Linked DNA regions of Mus musculus: all the other regions are linked to region 4. Evidence: chromatin loops called from intact Hi-C (ENCODE). Cell type or tissue: heart. All regions are shown on one strand. Region 1 has its middle 31 kb from the start of Pawr. Region 2 overlaps Otogl (otogelin-like). Region 3 overlaps Otogl (otogelin-like). Region 4 overlaps Syt1 (synaptotagmin I).

Evidence for each region. Peaks named below come from ENCODE experiments on the same cell type or tissue, not always from the same donor. Only the 100,000 strongest peaks of a DNase experiment are listed, where the experiment ranks them.
Region 1: a loop joins it to region 4, with 9 times the contacts of the local background. A loop is called at or near these places in 24 of 42 quality-filtered maps.
Region 2: a loop joins it to region 4, with 5 times the contacts of the local background. A loop is called at or near these places in 5 of 42 quality-filtered maps.
Region 3: it touches region 4 in a loop (3-fold over the local background); 2 of 42 quality-filtered maps call a loop at or near these places.

Annotation. Positions count from the first base shown.
Region 1 is chr10:108,298,341-108,303,340 of GRCm38, forward strand. No RefSeq gene overlaps it. Among named protein-coding and RNA genes, the nearest start is that of Pawr, 31 kb to the right of the region's middle. In heart, a CTCF peak has its summit at 2,634 (motif pointing right); a DNase peak (open chromatin) is centred at 2,711; H3K4me3 peaks cover 344 bases.
Region 2 is chr10:107,797,490-107,802,489 of GRCm38, forward strand. Otogl (otogelin-like) reads right to left here. Exons shown (of 58, transcript NM_001177567.2): 35 at 1,233-1,312; 36 at 833-871. Among named protein-coding and RNA genes, the nearest start is that of Ptprq, 80 kb to the left of the region's middle. In heart, a CTCF peak has its summit at 2,681 (motif pointing right); no DNase peak of the experiment used is centred here.
Region 3 is chr10:107,856,896-107,861,895 of GRCm38, forward strand. Otogl (otogelin-like) reads right to left here. Exons shown (of 58, transcript NM_001177567.2): 21 at 4,171-4,245; 22 at 2,000-2,052; 23 at 73-235. Among named protein-coding and RNA genes, the nearest start is that of Otogl, 53 kb to the right of the region's middle. In heart, a CTCF peak has its summit at 2,004 (motif pointing right); no DNase peak of the experiment used is centred here.
Region 4 is chr10:108,535,092-108,540,091 of GRCm38, forward strand. The region is part of intron 9 of Syt1 (synaptotagmin I); the gene reads right to left. Among named protein-coding and RNA genes, the nearest start is that of Gm36601, 82 kb to the left of the region's middle. In heart, a CTCF peak has its summit at 2,760 (motif pointing left); a DNase peak (open chromatin) is centred at 2,740; H3K27ac peaks cover 4,356 bases.

The DNA of each region.
Region 1 (5,000 bases), 240 kb before region 4:
TGGTTTAATTCTCTCAAAGACCAGAGATCATCACCACTTTACAGCGGAAGACATGGAACTTGTAAGCTGAAGGCATCAAGACATCCGCCACGAAGCGGGCTAGCTACAGCGAACGGCGCTTGCCCAGCATGCACCGGGCCTGGACTGGCTCCCCAGCTCCTAAGGGAAACCCAAAACGGCCAGGGATGAACGGTGTCCACCTTACTGAAGCTTCAAGAAATCAACAGAAAATCAGGTGTATTTCCTCCCAAACCCCCTTTCTGCCCTCTAGTCTCTTGAACGTTGAACAAAAGCATGCTGAGGCTAGCCTGGCTTGTTGGTGCACACCGTTAATCTCAGCACTGAGGAGGCAGAGGCAGGCAGATTTCGGAGTTCGAGGACAGCCTGGTCTACAAAGTGAGTTCCAGAACAGCCAGGGCTATTTAGAGAGACTCTGTCTCACAAAAGCAAAACGAAAACAAAAGCCATCCTGAAGGTTGTTTCAATTGTCCGATCCGGCAGGTCTTCAAGCCGTTTGGTGAAGATTTTCATGAAGAGCTTAATATTCCTGACGTGAATGACGGGTGGTACACATCGATCTCGTCTCTGATCCCACCCCCACTGGACATGAGCTGTATCCGTAAGTGTTTATAGTAACTCTTGACCCACCAATCTGAAAAACACACCTCTAGCTGATTGTTTAAAAGTTCAGGCACGAGCCGGCCATGTGACTGTGTGCCTGACTTTGACTCCCACACTGGGAAGACAAAAGCAGATGGCGGCTGTCAGATGAAAGTCAGCGTGGGATACATAGAGAGCTTCAGAACTGTCAGGATGACATCGTGAGACATAGTGGCGGGGGGGGGGGGGGAAGAGAGAGAGAGAGAGAGAGAGAGAGAGAGAGAGAGAGAGAGAGACTCAAAAACAAACAAACAAAACAAGAACAACAAAACAAGGGAGGAGCAACTGGAAGCACAGCTATCCATTGATTTACATGAGGGTGGGGCAAGGCTTGCTCGGCATGGGCGTGGCATTCCGAGGACACCTTTCAAGAGTCTCGGTTCTCTCTCCAGTGTGGGTTCAGAGATCAAACCCTAGTCATCAGCTCTGGGTTGAAATGTTTAACTAGACCCTTGAAGTAATTTTCCAGTTCTTGCTTAGCCAAGCTCGTGCAACCTGTTCAAGCATCACCCCAGACCTTCTGTTTGGCCATAATGGTGTCTTGTTTTCCTGACCCCTTTCTCTGTCCTCCTGTCATTTGCTGCATGCCTCTCTGTGACTGTATTTTGGTTTTTGGTTGGTTGATTGGTTGGTTGGTTGGTTTTTCAAGGCAGGGCTTTTCCGTGTAGCTTTGACTGTCCTGGAACTTTCTCTGTAGATCAAGCTGGCCTCCAACTTGCATCGATCCCTATGCCTCCGCTCATGAGGGCTGGGATTAAAAGCAGATTTCTGAGTTCCAGGCCAGCCTGGTCTACAAAGTGAGTTCCAGGACAGCCAGGACTATACAGAGAAACCCTGTCTTGAAAAACAAAACAAAACAAAACGCCATTTTCTGTAGCTTGTCTGTTCCCTGCATAGACTGATCAACAGCTTGTCCTTCCCTGTCTGCACCCTTGTGCACTTGCGTACTTAGTCATTGCTGTCATAATCGTTCGGGAAAGAGCCTTGATGAGTGGGCCGCTTCAGAAGTCCAGCAGTTTCTACAGTTAATAACACCCTGAGCAAACAAATCATTTTATGATTCACACCCTTCATGACCCCTCAGGAGAGAAACACGGCCGTCAGATGGTGCGGGTGTGCACGTAATTGAGTATTTAGGTGTTCAGAAGCGGGAGTGAAAGGTTTGCTCTGGTCAGATCGTTTCTTTGATGTTAGGACAAGGGTTGCTTCACTGAGAGAAATGCACTTACATAAGGAACTTCAAACAGTTAAGAACCTCCTAAGGACTAAATTACGCACTTAATTCTAATTGCAGATATTTTCATATTAGGGAAACAATATAACCACAAATATTCTTTCACAGAATAGTGACTGATTCAGTAAGAAAATCAAGATCAAAGAGGTGAATTATTCTTAAAAAAACAAAACAAAACAAAACAACACACGATGGTAGTTTTAAGCACATGGAACTTGGCGATTAATTTTTACAGAAACCATACAGAATTGTACTAGGGAAGAGCTTGCTAGTCTGGTTTAAGAATTGAGTGTAACAAATAATTTTGGTTTAAATACAGTTTTTAAAAAAAAAAAAACTTTTTTTTTGTTTTGTGTATTGGGGTGTGTGTGTGTGTGTGTGTTGGGAAGGACGGGTGACACATTTGTGTGGAGGTTCAGAAGACAGCCTTGTGGGATCTGTTTTCTCTGTCTATATTTATGCATGTTCCAGATATCAAACATAGGTCACACGTACAGCAAGCATTGTTTAATCTACTGAGCCATCTCATAGGCTCTGTGTATGCGAAATTATTTTGTTTTTCTGACAAGAAGAAATATTTTAATGAAAAGAGATAAAGATGTGGCTAAACCAACAGTCAGTCTCTTTCTCTTTATTAGAGAAAAGTATTGTTTTTTTTTTTTTAAACCTCCAACACCGTGAAAGGGAAATGATAAGGACCTGATTATATAGAGATTACTGCTGGGCATAGCTCTCAGTCCCGCCACAAGGTGGCGCCAACAGGCCTTTTCAGCCTCTGCGTTAAACTATAGTTTTTAAAGACGCTCCTTGCGCGCGCACACGCACACGCACGCGCACACACACAGTATCCACCTGTTAAAAATCCGTGTTCCAGCCGGGCGGTGGTGGCGCACGCCTTTAATCTCAGCACTTGGGAGGCAGAGGCAGGCGAATTTCTGAGTTCGAGGATAGGACAGCCAGGGCTATATACAGAGAAACCCTGTCTTGAAAAGAAAAAAGAAAAAAACCGTGTTCCAGTCCACACTTTCCACGCATCTGACAACTAAGATTGGATAATAATATGCCTGACACAACCGGTCAAGAGTGCTGCTCTGGCAAATTACTAGATACTTAAGGAGATACTTAACGGTTGAAAATCTTGGGAAAGCAATAAAAATATAAAACACTGTGACTAGTAGGGAAAAGAGAGAACCCACGGGCCTGGGCCTGAGGATGAAGTGCGTTTGCTCTGATCCTGAACCCACAACCCGGGGCCTCAGCATCCTCCATCAATCACAGCATTCACTTTTCTTTGTTTCTTGGTTAATAAAAATGACAGACTGGGATCAGAGGAGTTGATTTTAAATCCCTTAAGTAAAAAAACAAAAACAAAAACAAACAAACAAACAAACAAACAAACACCAAAACCTTTTGTTGCTGAAGCCTACAGAAGGCTTCGGAATTGTAAGATGGAGTCAGAAGAAAACATGGCATAAGGAAGGGAAATGGGGCTGGATCCTGGAAGAACAGGGAACATATACACACAGACAAAAACAGAGCCAGCAAGTCGCATTTATGTGTGTGTGTGTATGTGTGTGTATGTATGTGTGTATGTGTGTATATGTGTATATATGTGTTTGTGTGTATACATGTACATATGTGTATATGTATATATAAGTATGTGACATATATGTGTGTGTATATATGTGTGTGTGTGTGTGTATATATACACACACACACACACATATAACAGTCATTAAAAGAAGCCTCCAACTGGGAGGGGTTGGAGGGAGAAAATCTAAGAGAGAAGTGATATATTTTAATTTAAAATATATATTTTCAAAAATTAGGTGCTGGAGAGCTGGCTCAGCAGTGCATGGCACTAGCTGCTCTTTCAAGGGCCCAATTACGATTTCCAGCACCCATAAGACAGTGGCTTGCAACCGTCTGTAACTCCAGTCCAAAAAATCCAATGCCCTCTTCTTCTGGTTTCCATGGACAATAGGTTATACAGACATACATGTATGCTGAACACCTCTATACAAAAACACACAAAAATTTTAATTAAAATGAGTAAATATTAAAGTGAAAACAGAAAGAAAAAAATAATGCTCACTGACAATATCTGGAAAACATATTTCAAAAACCAAATTACAGCCAAATCAATAATAATAGTAATTTAGAGACCAATGAAGCATAAGATTACTGAGAGCTGTCTGTTCCAGGACTCTTTCATGTTTAAGTCTGTAGCACTAGGTCTTAGAGTTTAAGCCCTTTCCAACTTTTCTTGCCCAATTCCAAGACACAGGGACAAATATCTTTCTATAAATCACCTAGACATTGACCAGAACTCAGACCTTCTGTAACTAAACTTCTTGTAACTAAACTTTTTTTAAAAGATTTATTTATTTATTATATGTAAGTACACTGTAGCTGTCTTCAGACACTCCAGAAGAGGAAATCAGATCTCATTACAGATGGTTGTGAGCCACCATGTGGTTGCTGGGATTTGAACTCCGGACCTTCGGAAGAGCAGTCGGGTGCTCTTACCCACTGAGCCATCTCACCAGCCCTAAACTTTTTATTTTCAGGAAATTCTACAGTCACATGTTGGAGAGACAGAGAGAAACAGAGAGAGAAAGAAAGAAAGAAAGAAAGAAAGAAAGAAAGAAAGAAAGAAAGAAAGAAAGAAAGAAAGAGAAGGAAGGAAGGAAAGAAAGAAAGAAAGAGAGAGAGAGAGAGAGAGACAGAGAGACAGAGAGACACAGAGAGACAGACAGACAGACAGACACAGAGACAGAAAGGAACACAGCAGAATCCCAGGCAGCATCGCTCTGGTTTGCTCCCATGGTACCGTGCAGCCCAGGGCAAGATGACTACAATCAAGACACAGACAGCCCCACCCCACACAAGTCACTGAATTTCCCTCTTTCTCTATGCATTCTCTTATCGCTGGGAATCACTCATTTGTTACATTTCAGCCATGTCATTTCAGGAATGTCACATACTGTCATATACAGAGTGTGCTCTTAGGATTTTGTTTCCATGTGCAGCCTGGGGAATCAAACCCAAGACTTCCATCAGACTGCCAGGCAGGCTGCATGCCACCGAGCCGACCCAGATATGC
Region 2 (5,000 bases), 740 kb before region 4:
GTGGTCAGTTGCAGACCCACCACACACACCGTAATCTGTGCATGCTCAAGTCCCTAACATCAGATAATGTGATTTTGCATATAACCTATGTTTCCTTCCTTATCTTAAATCATCTCATCTCTTAAATGATGTATGCCTTGTATAATGTAAAAACTATGTAAACAATAATTTATCATGTATTTAGGGGATGTCACAAGGAACATTTTATATGTCATTAGCCTATATGAATATTTTCCAACGATTTTTGATCCATAGTTAGCCAAAAGCTACATTCATGGAAGGTTATGTTTTAAAATACTTGACAACTGTTGCTTATATTAAGATCAAAGCTATACCCTATCTAACATTCACACCACACCCAGGGGCCAGGAAAGAAAAAAAAAAAAAAACACAAGATTCAAACTGAGGTTTGCCGAATCTAAGTATCTGAAACTAAACTTTTGTAAATCACAACCCCAGGAGCACTATATTAAGCTTGACAAGACTTGACGAGTGGATTTATAAAATAATTTCCTAGAGAAAGTTTTATAGTTAGGATCCAGAGAAAACTTGGAGAGAGAGAGAGAGAGAGAGAGAGAGAGAGAGAGAGAGAGAGAGAGAGAGAGAGAGAGATCCTGAAAGCCAACTTCATAACTCCGTTACCATGGATTTTGAAGAAACCTTAGTAGCATACACTAACTGAAATGGATAAAGAAGTGGAATAACTACAGAAAATACACACAGCCCTTAAAAAAAAGGCCACTTCTGGGATTTTTATCAATTTGATAATCCATGTACTAGCAGCTGGGATAAATTGTTGCAACTGCCCAAATCCCTGGATATTGCAGCTTACCTGGTGGCAATGCTGGTTCTGTTGGAAACAGTGGTATGCCTACAAATAAATAGAGATGCCTGCATTGATCTATATTTCCATAAAAGAAGACCCACCTAATTTACATACAGCTCTTTGTCTTCTAGGAAAATATTTTAAGAAAGAAAACATAAAAGAGGGATATGAGAAGCAAGACATAAATGTTTTAGAAAATAATTGGGAAGTTATTTTGTCTGGTTGGTTGGTTGGTTGATTTTTTTGTTGTTGGGTTTTTTTGTTTGTTTGTTTTAGCTCCATGGACTGGAGATTGAAATGAGTTCTTATTCTCTGTCTCAGGCTTCTAATTGTAACCATTTGCCTGAGGGAAAAATTATCTATGCTTTTTATTTTTAACAGTAAATTAAGCAAGGTCCATACTTACAGTCTTCTGGGTGAACACATTTAAGAGTCGTCTCATCCAGGATCATATTCTTGGGGCAATATGGCAAGCATCCTTCAACCCTTTTAGTGGAAAACATAAATGAAGTAAGTGTAAATAGAAAGATCTACATTAAATATTTGTAGCTGAGGTTTGGTATGCCTAAACTTTCTCCATGTTCGTCATCAGGCACATAGGAGAACTCCGTTTGCCACTACTGCATGATAGCTATGAAATTTATAAAACTGCAAACCAGGGGCTCATACAGATCACTATGGGGAAGGTTATGGAGGTAGAATTTGAACACAGAATGTCCAAAGCACATGCTTATGTCTGGGACACACTAAACTCGTGTTCTTAGAAATGGGTAGAAACATAGAGGAACAATCTGTGGAAGTTTCAGGTTTTTTGCTTGTTTGTTTGATTGGTTGGGTTATTTTGCTATAGTGTATTATTTACTTTTACTTCTTTATTATAAATGTGTGTGTGTGTGTGTGTGTGTGTGTGTGTGTGTGTGTGTGTGTGTGTGAATCCAGAAGAGAGTGTCAAATTCCCTGGAGATGGTGTTACAGGCAGTTGTGAGATGTCTGTTGCGAATAATGGGGACATAACTCGAGTCTTCTGTGAGAAGCAAGTGCTCTTAAGGATAGAGCCATCTACTCAGCCCACACTTTCACTTTCTGTGTACTTGACATCCTAGTGGATCGCTATGATATTTGATTGTTATTGCCCTGAAGAGGTCTGTAGAACAAAACAAGATCAGCAGTAGCTTCCCCTGCCTGTTATTCAGTCCTAAGCTTCCTGAAAAGAGACTTGAGATCTCAACGGAAAAGCAGGAGAGGTGCATAGACGAGGTTCTTTTCATATAAGCAGGGGGCAATAATGGCGGAGGCAGAAGTTCTCGGGAGCTTTAGAGTTTGTACCAAAACTCGTTGCAGTGATACAGGCGGATGTGTTTATAGTTCCAGGTTCAAGACCTAGCAAGGGTAGTTTGAATAAAGAACCCCATTCCTCATATGAGGTACAGAAAGAAGTAAGTCTCAGAAGTTTCAAGATGCCATTGGCTTGAGAACTGTGTACACAATCCAGAAGACAGGGTGTAGGCTACTATTCTTCCCCAGGAAGAGAGCCAAAGTATGACTAAGATCCTATTTCCCTGCCATCCTGTGGAAGCTAGTGTCCAATGTATCCTTATTGGGGAAAAAATGTAATCTTCCCTGTGCAGCCAAGTCTAGTTATTAGATTCTAACATGCCACAGAGAATTTATGAGGATCCTTGTATGCAGAGGCTGGTTATCTGTCTCTCACGTACACTAGCAGGCTGTAATAGTATTATTAAGATTTTTCAAAACACTTCCTATTGCTTCATCTGTTAGTTATCTGGACAGAGACACTCAGTGTTTCTACTCCGGATAAATACTAACTTGACTTACAGGTCAGCAGCAGCAGAGGGCAGTGTTGGCGAAGCAAACGCCTTCCCCTACTGAACAGGCTTAATGAGGGATGGTTAGCGAAGCCTTAGATACCACGTTTACAAATGATTCCTTTAAAATATGAATAGTTGGTTTCTACGTGATCAGCTGCTTGTTTTGTACAATGGACTTGAGTAATAAACCTTTAACCACTTATATAATCCTATTTTAAATTTTATCAGGCAGCAGAGAGAAGTTAAAGTTATAAGAGAGTTGACAAACTACAGACAGTGGATTACAGTTGAATGCAGTAATCCATGTGTGTGTGAGTGTGTCTGTGTGTGTGTGTGTGTGTGTGTGTGTGTGTGTGTGTGTGTGTGTGTGTGTTACTCAATTATTTTTTTCAGTTTCTTTGTAAAGGACAAAATTCATGCCTATTCTCTTGAGCCATTTTCCAAAAGCTATTATTTTCTCCCTTATCTGTAACTTTATAGTCACACATGACAAGATCCTGTTGGCTTTGCTATGCAGCTAATATTATGCCCAACTTCCAAAGGATAGAATCCCTCAGTGTGAAAAAGCTATTATAAAATACAGATAATAGGAATTTACATATGTGCCCCACAATACACCGCTTGACACATTTTCTCACAAACAGCACTCATTTTCATGGAGCACCTTGTTTTCTAACAGTTGCTTGGTATCAGCAACAAGAGTGATTGATGGTTCATTTGGGCACTTGAAAGAAGGGGTGCAGGGTCACATTGAAGCCCAGCTTAGTGCATGAGTCCCCTTGGACCATGGGCACAATCAAGAGTCAGCCTAGATACTTCAGCATACAGGATAAGAGAGAAAGAAAGGATGAGCAGAAATAAGAAAGATCTTGGCATATATAAATTTCTTCCAACATCTTTAAGGGACCCCACCACCACCACCACCACCAATCCTTCCTACAACAATAAGAACTTAAAGACAATATACTAGGGGCACTGGGGAGTCAGTGTTAGTCACCTCAGATACTGTTAATAAGTGTAATATAAGCTTATTAGTAATAGCATCAATAATAAGTAATAAGAGCTTACTTCCTCCCCAGCTCCCCTGGGATCATTGTTACCATGTGATCATGCAGCAACCTCACCTCCTTATAGCTACCAGAAGGGTCATGATGAGACATATTTGTGACTGTGAATAAGCCCAAATGTAGTAAACAATTACACGCACACACAGACGGGCATGCACACATGCACACATGCACAGGTAAAGAAAGCAAGTAGAATTTTCTCTTCTTCCCTTACACTCCCAGCACTAGGTACACAGGGCACAGGGAGTCAAACTCTTTTCCCTCAGGTTGTGAGGCTTAGCTAGAGCTGAGTGACCTCTGAGTTTCAGTGGCCCTGCTCTAGATAAGGGAGTAATGCTATTAGCCATTCCACAGCCCTAGGAAATACCACCTTAATGTGCTGTTGACAGACTGTATCCTTTAAAAAAGACTGCGCGCTCCTAAGATAGCCCATTTCTCAATTTTTCACACACCAAGGGCATTTCACGATACCAGAGAGTAATGATCATTCTGAGAAGCGCCTAGGTCTTTATTATAAAATGACTTCAAAATAATCCCTCCCACTATGAGTCCATTTCCAGTTCCTCCTTCACAGCAAAATCTTTGCTTATAAAAGCTTCTTACACTTCCTGCTTCCGTCCTGCCTCTTCCTCGCATCCAGGGTACCAAACGCTACGAAGGATTCTCAGTCTTCAGCTTAATATCCTAGGAAGTAAACATCTTTTCCTTATCTCATCAAAGGTCAATACAGCGTTCCATGGAGTTAAGTGATTTGAACTTTCTGATCATTGTCCAGCGTTCATCTCTGTGAACTGAAGCTCCCAGAGAAAGCCACCCATGTGTTAAAACTTCCACAAGGCTGGGAAATGGTGGGTTAGAACTGCCAGAAGGAGGGGGCCTGGAAGGTTGCAGATCTGGAGCTGAGATCTCTTAGGCTGTCTTTGGTTTCCGTTAACACCCAACATTGTTCCCCGCTGCTCATCTGACCTAACAATCTTACAAATCAAATAACATCTTTGGGGAGGTTGCTAGTATAACAGAACAAACTAGCTTCCACTGACCCAAAATCCCAGATGCATCCAAAGCCCATAGCAAATATTTCCCACTTTGCTGTCATCTGCCAACCTCAAATTCCTATTAGTATATTTGAAAAAGACCTTTATTTATGTCTTTCTTTCATTCTTTAGTATAAAAACATCTTGGAAACCCTTTCCACATTGGAACATGGCATTTGGGGAAACTGGAATCCATACTCTGAAGGCTTGGATGCTCATACTTGGATGGAGAATAAAGTATCTC
Region 3 (5,000 bases), 680 kb before region 4:
AGGATATTTTTAAGAGACTTTAATTGTCCTCTAAATCATGAATGATTGTACTGTCAAGAAAGGGGAACTCACCCTGCAGCACAAACGCAGCCACTGATGCAAGGCGAGGATGGAGCACAGGTGAAGTTCATGGCCAGGTTTGCGCACGTCGTCTCGCAGTTTATACCACCAGCTGGTAACGCAGGGTCAGGAAACCTGCAGTCAAAATATTCCTTCCCTTCTGGGCAGGCGTGGACTTCAGATACAAGCATGGATAACACGGCTTTAACTTTGTATTTGGCCCAAAGTCTTATGCACAAATCATCCGAACAAAACCCACTGACCAGATCGCTATAGTGAAAGAATGCTCTCTGTGATCCCCGAGTTTATGAGCTCATCAGCACGACCTAGCCAGAGTCTGTTCCATCTCAAAATTCCCAAAAGCTGTTTCAAACCTGAAAACCTTAGCCATCCTTCCCCCACAATTCACTAAATAACTAGCATATACTTTCTTGAAGTCAACAAGATGAATTCAAACACACCAATTTTAATGACTGAAAGCTGCAATACGCATTTAAGCATTTACAAAGCCATAATAAATGCATGTTACTTCTTCACCTTGCCTTGCCTCTGAGTCATTATTTTCATCAACCTCTACTACACTGTAGAGTAGTACAGAGGCCCCTGTTAGGAGGCATGACCGGGGTCCAGGGGGTATCTGTTTCCCAGAAGTCTTTGGGGCTGTCAGGGATCAAATAAGACACTTGGGTGAGACCACAGGAATGGATTCGTGAGGGCTCCGTTGAGAAAGCAGGCTACCTAGTAATCCCTGCTTTAACTGTGAGCTACCCTGAACTACAAGGGGCATAAGTGAGGATTTCCAGTCGCTATTGTGTTAGCTTTGAGGCCCAGTCACATGACCTGCCCAGACTGACCTAAATCCTGATAAAGTAAATGTGTAATTCAAAAAGTATTTTATTGCTTTATTTTGTGTTTTAAGGGACGGGGTCTCACTGTCAAGCCTCGGTTGGTCTGTAAGTCCTCCCTCTGGTTTAGCCTCTTTAATGAGTATAGAGACACACCACCATGCTCAGCTCAAAGCTGATTTCTAACCACATACATTTAAATAGCTAACAGAACCATAATATCCCTATCTAACAGAATGACAGCCATGTGTCCATAAGTTATTCATCTGACAAAAATACAGATTTATGCGACCCTCTAATTTGTAGACCTTCAGGCTACATACTCTAGTGGAAAGTGGAAAGTTACAGTCTAAGAGAAATAGCAATGGATATATTTTATAAACCCTTTGTTTTTATTTTCCATTTTTATAACTGAGTCTTACACAAGCCAGGTTTGCTTCTAATGCTGCATAGCTGAATCTGTCCTTGAGGCCTGGATGGCTTTGCCCCCTGCTTTCTCAGTGCTGGGTTACAGGAGAGTGCCACCACACTCTTGTTGTATGCTATTTTCCATTTGTTGCATGTAACCCTAGAAGCTTGCTCCCCAGACACATCCCAGGACCTAGAAACACTGGCATTGCCTTGGTCATTGGTAGGTATTCAGAATCTCTGGGGTGGCTTCGCATTCAAAATCAAATCATAAGTCTTAACAAGATCTCCAGTTCGTTGTGTGGATATTAAAAGCTGAGGCGTGTTGGCCTAGGATAGAATTTTCTGCTTTCTGATCCACGACTACGTTACAACCAGCATCCAGGCTATACCCCTAAAGCCTTTCAGGTACCTGAGGTGGTGCTGGGGTAGACAATATAAAAGCTACATGCTTGACTGACCATCAGTGTCTCTAAGCCGCCTTAAATACTTACTTTCCACGGTCCCACAAATATTATTAGTGATGTGAAAAAAAAGTCGGGAATCATTGGAACGTGGTTCTGAATGCATGATACTACAATGTTCCCGTGCTTGGATAAGGAGGTGCATAAGAGCCTTCTGTCAGAAGAGTCAGGGGCAGTGTTTGAGATGCATGCTGCTCGGGAAAAGCTTTTTCTGGAACTCACCAGTAGAGGGTGTTGCTAGCTCATCACATTTCACAGTCCCATTTGAACACTGGCTAGAAGTAAAGAAATAGTTAGTTTATAGACCAAAATCTTGAGTTTTATACGAATAAATCATTCCCTTCAGTCCACATCCAAGACAGCTATCTAATTTTGACACATTTTATCAAACACCTCCATGTGAGGGGCCTTGTTAGAGACAGGAGGATTAAAAGCTCCATGGTATTGTTACTAGCCTGACCCAAATGCTTATATTCTAAGAACAGGAGAATATACAATTAATTCAAACAACATCACATTTTCAACACAAAAATATATCTAAGATCTAAAAAAAAAAAAATTTAAAAAACTACTAAAATTCTGTTCATAACGACCCTTGGAAATATCCCGGCACAGATTTCCCTTCAGCTTTAGAGCAGACCATGTGTTCTATGTTTGAAAAATGAAGAAACCAACATATCAAGAGGTACATCACATGAAAACTACACACATGCATCTCTAAGCAACAGAATGTCACTCAGAGCTGTGTTAGCCCATACTGCCAACGTCATAAAGGAAGTGAGACAGCCAGGTCTACATATTATACTTCTTCCAGGTTGGGGACAGGGATGCAAATAAGGTCATTATGCTAAATATTTTTGGTTTGGGCTCTAATGAAGGATGGATTTTATTTTACTATGTTTAAATAAATAATGTTAAGGATATTGAATTCAAAACAGGTTCTTCCAACACTTGGAAGGAGACTACAGACAAGGAGACTAATAAGCAATGGTTTTGCTATGGTTTATCCAGTCCCAGACATGTGCTAAGGATTGGTCCCCACTGTGATACTGTCAAAAGGTGGGACTTTAAGAGCTGCAGCTTAAGGCACAAAGTGATTTGGTACCAGAGAAACCACTTCTGAAAAAGATGAATATGTTTATAACCTAAAGTGAATCTCTCAGAACTGAGCAGGTTACAAGGGTGGGTTAGTGTGAGAAGATTTGGCTTCCTTGACTCTTTGTTCCCTGTGGACCCAACACTCTTGTGCCCCCATAACTATGAGCTAAGTAAACCTTTATAAGATGGCCAGCCTCTGGTATTTTGTTATAGCAGTGTAAAGGAAAGATAATTTTTAGAGAGGGGCAGGGAAGAGGAGGTGAGTGTCACTGTTAAGGCAGCAGGACAGGAAGGGAAAAATGGATTTGATGTACATGAAGAAAATAAAACCAAGTTAAATCAAGGGTTGCTACGAATTTTCAAGATGGGAGTGTTGAGCATGAGAAAGGAGTCGGAATGATTCTCAGAATTCTGGCTTGGGAAACTGTAGATAGTCATATATTCTACACAGGAAAGGATGCAGTTGTTTCTTTGTGTTTTAATCAGGGGGTGGTGGGGAAAAGATGGAATTAATTATAAAGGCAAGTTGATTTGTGAATGATAGCTTGCTGTTAGTTTAAAATGAACTGCGAAGCAAGGTCTGCGACTGAGTGAGCACTGCCAAGCCGGGTGCCTGGGCACAAATCCCAGCCCCATTATCGGGCTGCTTAACTACATGTGCCTCACTCTGCTCGTGTATAAACTGGAGTAAGATGGCAGGATCTATCTCTTGCAGTTATACTCATGAGGGCTTAATTAATAATGTGTACAGCATGCTCAGAACAGTGCCAGGTTAGTAGAAACCATGCAATCCTGTCTCGCTGTCATTGTCTACCCAAGGGGATCCGCTGTGAGCCCCTGCAGTGCAACTAGAAGGAGGATCCTGAGAGACAGGTGTGGATAAATGGGTAGCATGCAGACGTGACTGCATTTTTGGCAGACAGGACATAACTACAGTGAATGGTAGTCTGTGAGTGTGGTTGGACACTGTTTGATATCCATCATGAGGAGTGACTCCTATGTGGCTTATGGTTCAGACCTATGCCAGAATTGATTTTTCTTTTTTTGAGCTGTGTAGATGAGCCATTAACCTATAAGACCTCAGGATGTAGCTTGAATGCCTACCTATTCTTAACATCTACTAACAAAAGCTTATTGTAAAGGGCTTTTGTTTAACTTCATGGTGATTAAATTTAGAAATCTATTCTGCAAGCACCAGTACATGCCTTAGACATTCCATATTCTAATGTGATATACATATATATATATGGGTATACATATATATGTATAGTTAATATATTCTTTAACACACCTACCATAAGCCTGAGGGGGTTGGAATGAGCTCCCCTGGCTGGTAAATGCTCCCCCTATAATGACACCGGCAGTGATATCTGTAAGGGAAAAGGTGAAGTAAATAATATAAGATATAATTTTTTCCCAACACAAACAAAATGACTGTTGACTCTTCGCTCTGCAATTGGCCACTATAGACTTTCACCACTCTATGGGACTGCACAAAGCTATGTTGTGCAAACGACAGACAACTAACTAGACATAGTAACTGCAGATATGGAGTGTCAAATAGTTCTGGACTGTTTGTTTGGTCCCAAGAAAAGTCACTGAATGACCTTCGGAGAAACACATCTACTGTATATTTTAACCCTATGTGCAAAACAAAAGTCTTCGCTCCCTGTGAGGGCTAAGAACTTTCTCAGTGAGAATAGAGAATACAATTCTACCACTAGTATGACAGGGAAATACAAATCTTGTTTGTGATTAGGGTGTGGAGAAATCAAGTAGGAATAAACTTCAGGGTTAACTAGTAGAATCTCTCCTGCTTTCTGCATCTTTCTGTGAATAGCTTACCACATTAAGCAAAAAGCACATTAAAGCAAAGTGTGGTGGTTTGTATATGCTCTGCCTAAGGAGTAGCACTATTAGAAGCTGTGGCCCTGTTGGAGTAGGTGTGGCCTGTCACTGTGGGTGTGGGATTTAAGACCCTCATTCTCCCTTCCTGGAAGCCAGTATTCTGCTAACAGTCTTCAGATGAAGATATACAACTCTCAGCTCCAACTGTATGTACCATGCCTGCCTGGATGCTGCCATGTTCCTGTCAGATAATGGACTGAACTTCTAAACCTGTAAG
Region 4 (5,000 bases):
CACTCCTAGGTAACAGTTCATCACTGAGGGAAGTAGGGGAAGGAGCTCAGGGCTGGAACAGCGAAGGAGCGCTCCTTAGTGTCTAGCTCCCTGCCTCATCTTTCTGATTTGGCTCTCTTCTTATTCACCTTGGGCCCACCTACCTAGTATGGTGTCCCTAGGGATACCATCCATGATGGGCTTGGCCCTCCCACACCAATCAACAAGCAAGAAAAATGCCACAAAGACAGCCAGCCCCTCAGGCCAATCTGATGGAGGCATTTCCTCAATTAAGTCTCTCCTTCCTCGGGACACTAGTTTGTGTCAATTTGAAAGATATGTGTCCATGTTGGAGACTGAACCTAGACTTTATTTTGTTAGGCAGAACGTCTACCATTGAGCTGTCTCCAAGTCTGGGATAGATGGTTTGAAGAATTTTTATCAAGCGAATATTTCTTTGAACTAATTTATGACCAGGAGAGAAAAAAACCGGTATTGAACTGTAAAGCAGTCAATACATGGGCAGGCAACAGAGTCATTTCTTGAGCACTGGTTCATACAGATCCGGAATGAAGACAAACAGTGTAATTTGTACACTGTCAGGACGGAGCATGATCCATTACTCCGTTTCAGGGATGTGGGACTTACTCTCTGAGATTGCATCTTTATGTGGCTAATTAGCAGCGCTGAGTGTTAGGATGCTTTGAGGATTTCAACTGTGATGATGATGAGAACTTTATTCTGCTAGAATTCCTTCTGCAGAAAACTCACGATTTCTTTCAGGGCTCATGACTGACGTTATGGTCAATAAATGAACAATGTTAATTCCTCCACAGACCAACAGGAGATATTAGGAGATGGCTACGCATCCAGAGTAAGGAAACAAAAGAAAGTTTTAAGAGATCTACCCTCTTTTCAGTTTTCTTTCATTTTCTTTATCAATGCAAATTCGAATGTTTTCATCTCTGTGGGATTCTTTCCTCCCCACATTCCACAAGGCCAGGGAAAGTCGCTGGAGCTCCAAGAGCCTCTCCTGCTACCATATTAGGAAGGAAAATGTGTAGCAGACACCCAGGGCCAAGTCGAGATAATCTACAGGGAATGTCTGTGCCTTCAAGCCAAATGAGTGCAGAAAGATGATCAAGGCAGCAAGAGAAATAATAAAACTGAACCTTGGCTTTAGCCTATGGCCCAGTTAGTGATCCCACGCTAATAAGGATGTTCTGGAAATTTCTATATCTCTTTGCCATTCAGGCACAAGAATTTAGGTATGTCTAAATGTGGATTAAAGTCCCTCTGGTTTAAAAGTAGATCAAAAAGAAATTATAGATCTTTGCTCTATTAAGAACATAAAACCTTTTTGTATGGTTGCATGCCTCATAAATCTACCTGCAATGAATAATTGATTCTACAATGAATACATTCATTTCAGGATTTTTTTTTCCTCCAGTGCTAGGCATTGAACCCAGGGCCTCACACCTCTTCAGCAAGAGGTCTACTGCTGAGCTCTGTTTGGTTCCTGGATTTTGAAAAGGTTGTGCTAACAGCCCGGCAGTTACCAGGAAACTTTCTGGTGACATTGTTTCTGCAACAAGTGAAACTGGGTAAGATTAATTACATGTTCCTTTCTCATGCATGGCAGTTCATCTATCACATCCCTGGCGAGAAATAAGTTTTTAATTAATACACGCACCAAATCAATAGATGTTTGAACATGGCAACTCTGGACTCAGAGCGAGGCACAAAATGGGGGTTTTACAGCGAAGGCCGAGCAATTATCTAGCGGATGAGATAGACTACTGAGGGCCTAACTGCCCACCTTATTAAGACGGTAATGACTACACCTGAGAGCGGGACTCTGTGATGATGAGAAATGTGACCTTGCGGCCACGTTCTGTACATTTTAAAGGAGGCAGAGGTAAAAACTGAGATCAGAGAACAGAGGTTTCATAAATCAGGACAACCAATGACGGGAGCACGGGCGAGTGCATAATTGTAGACCGAGGACAAAGCAAAGAATTTAAAGCTATTACAAAGTAATTTGTGTGCCTTAACTCTCTGGGAAATTATAATTATCAGAGAAATAATAGGTCCACACTCCAACTGCTTCTGGCCTTGTAACAGGGACAAAAAAAAAAAAAAAAAAAAGCAAGAAAGAGAGAAGGAAAGAAAGTGTGTATGTGTCTCTGTGTCTTGTGTCAGTCAGTCTGTCTGCTAAATTTGGAGCTGTAGGGTCAAATTCAACAAGTGAGCCAAAATCAAATATCTTTGTATGTTTATATATCATAATTTACAAACCAAGTTTTTCTGGCCATTATCTTTTTTGGACCCTTCGTAGAATTTCTGAAGAAGATTCCGTATTCCCTAATCTGTCAGAGGGTTTGGCTGAGTCTCCTTGTTAAGTCTCATCGAGGGTGTGGATTGGCTCTGGAGTTCTTGTTTTCCCAGTCAGCCTGTACTGCTGACCCTCCTCATAACCTTCCTCAAGACCCTTCTGAAGCCATATCAGTTGATGTACGAGAGGGCTCCTTCTGTCCTCTGCAGTAAGACTTAGGAACAGCCTCACAGCTCATTCCTTTGCTTGTTTGGCTTTCGTGTTCGTGCAATTTCGGGGTTTGGAATAGTTGCGGGGCTCATGGAGGGCGGGGGACCTCAGGCTTGTTCTGCCTTTTGGCTTTAGAATGCCAAACTGCAGGTCAGGATGGCTGGATGGCTCCCGTGAGCAGGGCTCAGGAAGGGTGCTCAATCCCTGGCTGCTACTGCCACCTCCTGTTGAAAATGGCTCATCTTGAACTGTCTTTCTGTACCTATGCTTTGAACTCAAGTATCCTAGGCCAGGCTCAAAGGATGTCAGCCAGGAGAATATTCCCATGTCTTAAGAGTTTCTGGAATCAACGACTATTCGAAGGCAGTGTGAACTGGACCGAGGCTCAGATACCATTGTTTGTAGGGGAAGGGGCCAGTAGGAGGAGGTCACGATCACGTAGTTATGTGGCTGGGGGAGGAAAAGAAGAACATAACATGTGTCCACGCATCCACTTGGAGACTGCTAAACAGAGAGCAAGCACTTCTGCTCTGAGTGTAAGAATCGTAGACAATCAGGTCTTCTCACATTAGGGAGAGGCACTGGAGGAGCTTGCATCTACTTTGAATATAAATAAATAAATAAATAAATAAAACAACTGTGCTGTCGATAGAGAGAAGCTACCAGACGTGAGGTCTACTGTCTCGATGGCAGTGTTCTGCAAAGACGATAGACTCTCCTCAGGCTCACGTTTCCAATTCTGAGAGTGTGGGTGGGGAGCCATCTTGCTATGTCAAATGAGGGTCAGTAGCGTAAAACTCAAGTTTCCTGTCTCTTTCCAGCTTCTCAGGCCTCTGGACTGGTCTGGAAGTGGGACACAGCGTAGTGAGACTGCCACTTGGTGCTGAAGAGCCACAGTGGGGAAGGGGGGCGTTGTGTCCCATCTCTTCCATTGAACCCCCTCTGTGTTTGGTGATTTTTTTTCCTCAAAACCATCAGAGTTGTCCTTTTTTTTTTTTTTAAATGAATGTATTTTCCTCTTAAGATAACTCCTGATGTTAAATTTAACTTTGTTTCTCTATTAGTGGGGGAAGTACACGGAAAGTAGTGAGCCACAAGTCCGAATCACCTCAAGGGGAATTCCAGAGATAAATCCAGAGAAAACAGTGAGTCATGGCCAAGTTACAGAAGAATACAAATCACCTGACTGCTTGTCAGGGCCTGTGGAAAGCCCCACTGCAGGTCAGTTCAGCTAACAGTCACCCGTTGTTCCCTATGAAGAAGGTATTATCATCCTTTTTTCAGCAGCTGGGGACACTAAGTCTCAGGGCCAGCAACTCATCCCTCAAGGTCAGCGGTTCTCAACCTTCTTAACGCTGCAGCCCTTTAATACAGTTCCTTATGTTCCTTACATGGTGACCCCCAACCATAGAAGCATGTTTGTGGCTGCTTCGTAACTGCAGTTTTGCTACTGTTATGAACTGTGATGTTAATATCTGTGTTTTCTGGCTATCTAAGGCAACCATCACAAAAAGTGTTTGGCTTCTCCAAAGGGGTCGTGACCCACAGTGTTCTAGGTGTTTCTGACTTCCACAGCCATGCACATATACCTCTGTACCATAATACATGGCAGAGTCACAAAGATAAAAGTGTTCTACATGCACCTACACATGCCTACATGCACCTACATGTGCAGGCCACTCTCCAGCACTTTAACAGGCTAGTATGCATTCTTCTTTACCCATCTTTAGAGTCCCCTCACTGTCGAGTTCGTGGTAGGCAGGCATCTTCTAGAGGAGGGCAGGGAGAACTGGAGTTTTAAGTATGATTCTGACTCTGAAGCCAATGCAAACTCATGAAAACGATGAAACCAAACTTGGTGAGATTTACCCGGACACTGAGTCTTTTCAACATGTCTGTTTCTTCCATCATGGGGACAGGGCATGAGAAAGACTGTGCGTGACCACAGCACCAGAATGGGTTCTCATATTATCACGTTGGTCCTAGGAAAACCCTTTAGATGCAAGTTCCATCTCATTTCAGCTGCTGCCAAATCGGCCAAGCATGGACAGTGCCTTTGGATGCTTCAAGAATGCACAGGGCATTCTAAGTTTCTGGGCTAATATCCACTTATCAGTGAGTGCATATCATGTGCGTTCTTTTGTGATTGGGTTACCTCACTCAGGATATCCTCCAATCCATCCATTTTCCTAAGAATTTCATAAATTCATTGTTTTGAATAGCTGAGTAGTACTCCATTGTGTAAATGTACCACATTTTCTGTATCCATTCCTCTGTTGAGGGACATCTGGGTTCTCTCCAGCTTCTGGCTATTATAAATAAGGCTGCTATGAACATAGAGGAGCACATGTCCTTATTACATGTTGGAGCATCTTCTGGGTGTATGCCCAGGAGTGGTATTGCTGGGTCCTCAGGTAGTACTATGTCCAGTTTGCAAAACACATGAAACTCAAGAAGGAAGACCAAAGTGTGGATA